2 separate regions of the Homo sapiens genome follow, and region 1 is linked to region 2. The links are chromatin contacts, found by Hi-C or POLR2A ChIA-PET in ENCODE. All regions are on one chromosome and are shown on one strand. Each heading gives the region's core, a stretch centred on a gene start or an enhancer-like site at or near the end of the contact. The rest is flanking DNA. Distances are from core to core; before and after follow the strand shown.

Evidence for each region. Hi-C counts contacts between places; a loop is a spot of excess contacts on that map. ChIA-PET counts read pairs that join two places held with the same protein, here RNA polymerase II (POLR2A). Pooled maps may share reads with other maps.
Region 1: a map of heart left ventricle shows a loop between it and region 2 (4-fold over the local background). The contact joins the enhancer-like site here to the promoter of SUSD4 in region 2. A Hi-C loop is called at or near these places in 5 of 168 maps with a recorded cell type or tissue (Caco-2, Calu3, MCF 10A and 2 more) and 5 of 50 pooled maps. POLR2A ChIA-PET finds 5 or more read pairs at or near these places in 3 of 52 experiments (CD4-positive, alpha-beta T cell, naive thymus-derived CD4-positive, alpha-beta T cell and naive thymus-derived CD8-positive, alpha-beta T cell).

The regions. Positions count from the first base shown.
Region 1 is chr1:223,172,925-223,176,580 of GRCh38, forward strand. No RefSeq gene overlaps it. Among named protein-coding and RNA genes, the nearest start is that of TLR5, 32 kb to the left of the region's middle. Within about 2 kb of position 2,292, at least 4 of the 41 ENCODE cell types and tissues checked have a DNase peak (open chromatin) inside an H3K27ac peak, as active enhancers do.
Region 2 is chr1:223,362,188-223,365,637 of GRCh38, forward strand. SUSD4 (sushi domain containing 4) reads right to left here and starts at 1,989. Exons shown (of 9, transcript NM_017982.4): 1 at 1,870-1,989; 2 at 1,091-1,273. The coding sequence starts at 1,238.

The DNA.
Region 1 (3,656 bases), core at 1,042-3,541, 190 kb before region 2:
GAGATATCATCTCACACCAGTTAGAATGGCAATCATTAAAAAGTCAGGAAACAACAGGTGCTGGAGAGGATGTGGAGAAATAGGAACACTTTTACACTGTTGGTGGGACTGTAAACTAGTTCAACCATTGTGGAAGTCAGTGTGGTGATTCCTCAGGGATCTAGAACTAGAAATACCATTTGACCCAGCCATCCCATTACTGGGTATGTACCCAAAGGACTATAAATCATGCTGCTATAAAGACACATGCACACGTATGTTTATTGCGGCATTATTCACAATAGCAAAGACTTGGAACCAACCCAAATGTCCAACAATGATAGACTGGATTAAGAAAATGTGGCGCATATACACCATGGAATACTATGCAGCCATAAAAAATGATGAGTTCATGTCCTTTGTAGGGACATGGATGAAATTGGAAATCATCATTCTCAGTAAACTATCGCAAGAACAAAAAACAAAACACCTCATATTCTCACTCATAGGTGGGAATTGAACAATGAGATCACATGGACACAGGAAGGGGAACATCACACTCTGGGGACCGTTGTGGGGTGGGGGGAGTGGGGAGGGATAGCACTGGGAGATATACGTAATGCTAGATGACAAGTTAGTGGGTGCAGCGCACCAGCATGGCACATGTATACATATGTAACTAACCTGTACAATGTGCACATGTACCCTAAAACTTAAAGTATAATAATAAAAGAAAAACAAAACTTAAAAAAAAATTACGTATCGTTTAAAGTACTTAACTCTTTACCCCAGAAACTTTTAAGTAAAATTCATACTTCACGAACATGTCTCAATATTGCAGCATTGTTTATAATTTCAAAGAAATGGGGAAAGGCGAGTTATCTAACAATGGGGAATTGGCTAAATAAATTATGATACATTTACTTCTTGGAATACATGCAGTCATTAAATATAATGTTCTTGATGCACATTTAAGGTATATATAATATACATATTTGCAAACATTTTATGTTTTACACTTTAGAGCTGTCCTTAAAGAAATGTAACTGTTCTAAAAACAGAATCAAATGTTCTTGACAGAAGGACTTTTTTCCTGTAAGTTATTGATCTTCTTTAGTGTCAATATATACAGGAAACAACCACCCTCAATTGTAATAAGAGGATCTTGTGCAGGTATGACTGCAGGATTATCATCTATAGCAAAGCAGCATGTCACAGACACTTTTAAAAACCTAAAAACTTTATCTTCCTTCTTGCTTTGAAAAATCAACCAAGGAGTAATGCAGTGAACACCAAGATTTGAGGAAAAATGAACTCATGAACCATTATATGAAAAAAAAATCATGTTACAGTTTACATAATGAGATCTCAATTTTATTAAAAAAACAAAACCTATATCCCTGTGTATGAAGATATATGCATATGAAAAAACTGTCTGACAAGAAATTCCTGTGTGTATTCCACAGCGTACCCAACTGTTGATGACGTCTCTGTTATTGGGAACTTACAGTGGATGGGAAGACCAGAAAAATATATATGAAAAGCCAGACCATGACCTAGGGAGGAGTTAAACAGAGGACAGGAGTACTGGTATTTGGTGGTTAGGCACACTGCTCTCAATGCCTAACAGTCCTGGGTTCAAATCCAGATACTGTCCCTTGCCAGATGAAACCTTGGGCAGGTTACTTCTTTCAGCCTAAATTTCTTCATCTGTAAGTATCAGTTGAGCACAAATATATTAATATTGTAAAGTGCTTAGTAAAGTGCTTCAGATCAGCTGGCTACAAATTTGGGGTCCTTGACAAACGGGGGTTTTATAGCAAGAGCTCAGTAAATGGTATTTTTTAAATAAAAAATCTACTTCATTGAGTTATTGAGGGGTACACACAATAAAATGTACTGGGCCCTACAAATTATGTAGCTGTAGTTGCTTCTACCATCGCCATAGGTTAGATTTGACTTTTCTATAGTTTCTATAAATAGGATCATAAGTATGTACTTCTTTCACTTGGTCTAATAGTTTTGAGATTCACCTAGGTTGTTGCATTTACCAACATCAGCTTTATTCCTGATAGCCAAAACCTGGCAACACTCCAAATGTCCATCGGCAGGTGAATGGCGCGTAGTGCAGAATTAACCAAACAGAGGTCTGGTCTTTGTCTTGGGCCACTGGCAGGTGATCTCTAGACCCCTGAAGTCTCCTGCAATAGGAGTGTCATCGTTTGCCTGGGGGCTTTGGCCAGCAACAGCCTAATGATGTGATTTATGATGGGCCTTTGGAACACACAGTATTTGCTCTGGCCTCTGGGAGGAGCTGGAGACTAAAGGCCAGGTGCTTGGGCAGTGTGTGATTGAGCCCCATTAAAAGCTCTGGACACCAAATCTCGGTTGAACTTCCAAGATCCACAGTACTCTGTGCACATTGCCACATATCGATGATGGGAAGGCAACATGTTCTTGGGGGCGTGGAAGCTTCATATTTGAAACTCTCCCAGATTCTGCCCTATGCAGTAGAAGCTTTGGCTATTTCTAATTTGTATTCTTTCACTGTCATAAAACTGTAATTTTAAGTATAGGGCTTTCCCAAGTTCTGTTACTTGTTCTAGCAAATTGTCAAGCCTGAGAGTGGTTGTGGAGACCTCTGAATTTGTAGCCAGCTGATCTGAAGTGAGGGTAACCCTGGGGACCCCCACACTTGGCATCTGAGGAGAGGGCAGTCTTATGGGGACTGTTCACCCAGACTTAGCAGTTTGGCAAGCTCATTGCAAATGGCTGAGAAAATTTTTGTTTATCCATGGAATACAATGTAGTATTACTTAGAGATTGAGAAAAGAGGAACAGGCTACTGATGCGTATGAGACAGAGACGAATCTCAAAAAGCATTGTGCTGAGGGAGTGTGATTTTTAATGCAGGAACTCAGCAACATGTGACAAGGGACCCCATGCACTTATTGCACAAGAAATGCTGTTTTCACAGGAAATTGGAATCACCATGGCCTGCAAAGCAGAAGAGTGTCAGAGGCAAGTTAAACTTGCTCAGGGCCTGAGAGATAGAGATGGGGAGTTGAAGGGGGCGCCTTCTTCTTAGGCAGACAGAAGTTACCTTGGGAAGACAAGCCTGGCAGGAGCATGAGCATTGAGGAGTTACGGAAGGTATGGCTGGAAATGTGGAACATTGGAAGCTAGTGGAAATTTGGATTTACCCTGTAGGACATGTGGAAGCCCCAGAGTTTTCAGAGCTGGAAGGGGGTTTCCCTGTGACAAAAATAGGTTTGGATGAATTTGTTTTATATCATTGTAACAGGCTGAAAAAAATTTGAGACAAAATATGCTTTTCTCTAATGGAGAATAATTGGGATGGTTAGAAAAAAGGATATTAGCTCTGGATATAGGAATAAACAATAAAACAATAAAGTGTTTTTCAAACTTTTCTAGACAGTGACCCAATCAAAAAGTACATTTTATATCAATACGCAGTACACATGCACATAAACACATACATACATGTGAAACAAATTTCATGAAACAATATTTCCTTTTCTTATGGGCAGTGCATCTGAAATGTTCTATTTCATTCTGCTGCGTTCTATTCTATTATGTTCTATTCTATTTCTTTTTTAAACAATGCTAGTCATAGGTGACTAAACATATTCCGTCCTAATATGGCCACCCCTCCA
Region 2 (3,450 bases), core at 739-3,238:
GATTACTCTGTGTTAAAGCCCAACTTATTACACCTCTCCTCCACTTTTGCTAATTTTTCACTCATTTTTTTTCCATTTTCACCTTTGAATTCTCTGAAACAGCAATATTTTAAAACGCTAAAATGGTTTATTTACATCAGTCAATACTTGCTTTTCAACCAAAGATAATTTATTTATATATTAACAGTATCTCAGCTCCTTTTAACGTCCACATCAGCAAGCTCTAGAGAACGTTTGCAATGGACAGGAATGATGGACAGCAATGAGCAGTGGAGGCAGGGAGACTAGGCTCTCAAATTCAGACAGGAACTCCATCTGTCTTCCTCTACCACAACTAAAAGATACCCCTCCCCCAGAACCAAATATGTTATAGATTAGCCGCCCACGGAGGCTGAGGCTATCAATTTTATTTCAGCTAACTTCTACTTCATAGAAGAGCAACTGACTTTATTCCCTGAAATCATACCTCGATGAGCAAAGCAATCTGTCAGAGGCACACCTGAAAGAATACCTCTGCACCTCCTCCACGCCCCCAACATACACATACATGCTGCACACACAGGGGAAGGGAAAGTTAACTTTCAAATAAACCTGCCCCGCAGCCAGTCTGACCACGTTTCCAGACCCTTCACATTCTCAAAGGTGGTTCTTAAACTCTTGCTTAAATCCAGAGGCTGAAATCTGACCTCTATCTGCTGAAGGCATTGGCAAGAGGTCCACAAATACACCACTCCCCACTGCCCCCACCCCCCACCCCTCCCCCCCCCGCCCCCGCTTCCTTGGCCAAAGTGGGAATAATGGGCCAGGCTTTATTGTCTTTCCTTGGGAGAAGCCAGGCCCGGAGGCTGGTGGGAAGCTCCAGACAGAATGTGGGTGTGTGAATCTGTGCGGGCTCCACATGGGAATTTTCAGGGAACTCCAGCGGTTTCGGAGAAGGGCGGCCATAGGCTGGGACGCAGGCACCCTCGCGTTGTCAGATCCTCCTGAAGTCTGGGTGTATGGGGGAGGGGTGCAGGGCTGTCCTGGCAGCTAGGCTCTTTCTCCCCTCTGGGCCATCCCCAGGCCCTCCCACCACAGCTGGGTCACTCACCGCCCGTGAGCTGTGCAGGGCCGAAGCACAGCGCCAGCTGAAACCACAGGATCACGGCCAAGAGTCTCTGGGGGGACTGAGGTTGCTGCTGCTGCTGCTGCTGCTCTAGAAATCCATCTCCATTGCTCGGGTTCATTCCATGATACATCTTTCATCCACAGAGGGCATCCAGCTTGCAAGAGTCTGCAACCAGAAGCGGAACACCACAATAAGCCAGTCTGTCCGGGCTCGGGGGCCACGCTCCCCCTCCTCCGCTCTGGGACCCGGCGCCTCGGCTTCCCAGGCTCCATCCTGGTTCCTCCCCCGCGCGGCCCCCGCCCCCTTTCCCACGGCGAGGTCCCCCGCCTTCCCCCGAGCCGGGTGCACTGAGTAACAGCCGCCGTGGGATGCTGCGCGTGCTGGGGGATGGAGGACAGGAGGGAGGGCAGGGGTTAGCGCACATTGGCTCCGCGCCGGTCCCCGGGATTCAGCAGCTGTGCCCACCACAGGAAAGTCTAGAGCCTCCCCGCGTCTCGGGGCCGCGAAGACACTTTTCCCTGGGCCTATACATTTCACTCTGGGAATCTCACAATGTGGCACCGTCTCCCCCAGCTACTTCTCTGGTTTTCCTCGGGATTGGGATCGATCCTACTGCCCCAGTCCCCAGTGAGATTTCTCTGCGCTGTCAAAAAAAAAAAAAAAATTCTCCCTTGGGGAGCTGCACCAGGCACCAACTCCCCCTCCCCGGCCTGCGCGCGCCTCCTCGGAATGGAAGACCCTTCCGGGACTGTCGGTCTTACCTGTGGGTCTCATGCATGCAGCTTCCTTCCCTCCTCCGCCTCCTCCCCCCGCCAGTCTAACCCGCATCTGTGCGCGACCTCTGCTGCCGCCGCTGCGCGAGCGAGCGAGACGGAAGCTTCGGCGGCGGCGCTCGGCTCCAGCTCCCCCGCCCGCGCGCTCCCTCCCCAGGCGCCCCCGAGCGGGCGGGTGTTGGGGGAGGACGGGAGCCCGGCCGCGCGCCCCCGCGGAGGCGCCCGCGCGCCCGCTACCTGAACTCGCGAGCGCGCGGCGGCGGCGGCGCGGAGAGAGGGAGTGGGTGGGGACGGGGTGAGTGGGGGGGCGGGGACGGGGCGAGGGGTGCGCGGGCGCGCGAGCACGCGCCTCTGCCAACCCAGCCGGCGCCGCGGCGTGGCCGGAGACTGGCGAGGGCGGGGACGGGGAAAGGGGCCCGCCGCCGCGACCAATGGGAAGCCCGCGCGCCTGCACCTGTCGGGGCGCGAGGCGCCGGCGGCCGGTCTTGCACACGCACGCAGCTCGGTCGCCCCTTCCCCGGCGCTGGACTGCAGCCCCTGCCCCGGCTGCGCGCCAGCTCAGGTGCCCGCCCCGGCCTCCGCGCGGCCTCTGGTGCCCCCAGCCCGCGGCGCGGCGCGGGAGAGCGCTCCGCCCTAGAACTACCGCCGCGGCGGTGGCTGCAGACCCGGGGCGAGTGCGCGGCCGGCAGCTCCCAACCCCAGAACTCTCGCCACAGACCCGGTTAACTTGAGCACCGCCAATTGCCCGAGTCTCTTAATTTCCCGCGTTAACCCCTCCCCGCTCCCATCTCCGCCGAAGCTCTGCGCGTCCCCAGGGAGCCCGAAGGACCATCTGAGGCGGCTGAGAGACACTCTCCCCCTCCCCCACACCCTTGGTATTTTCCCTCTGCCAGCCGCAGGTGTTGCGAGTGAGGACCCCTGTCCGGTCTTGGAGATGCGCGGGGCCCTCGGAGCCTTGGCCTGGGAGGCGCTCCCGGGGGCGGGGAGGCGGGGGTAGCGGGTGATTGGTGACACGCAGAAGGTTGGGTACCTGGAGGAGGGGAGGCTTCCGGGGTCGTAGATGGGAAGCCAAGGGGGTCGGTGGTAATTGCCCTCCCAGCCCCAAGTGGAGAGAGTTGGCCTGGTCGGTCCCCTGTCTCTGCGCCGATTCTGGTGTCGGAGCTCAGCCCGCAGTGGTTGCAGCTCTCACTCGCCGCCGGCTCTGATCGCCCGCGGTCGGTTTCAAGATAGGGAAGCCCACATTCCAGCCACAGTGATTAAGAGGTGTCAGCTAATGAGGTGGCGTCCACCGGCAGCGCTTTAGAGCCAGTGACACTCCATGATTCTGTAGCAATTTGTGGATATGAAAACTATGTTCCTGATACAGCTACTAAATCATCCTTTGCTTCTATCGACTTTCCCAAAATCTCACATACTGATGGTAGTTGGGAAATTACAGCTTTTATACTGTGTCAGCTCTTACTGGGAGTAATTTTAACACATTCTTTCAGGATAGATTAGCTTTTAGTAGATAAGTCAAGCTCCGTTATTTTGTTTTTTGCTTTTGCGTGTGTGTGAAATTGAGATGGC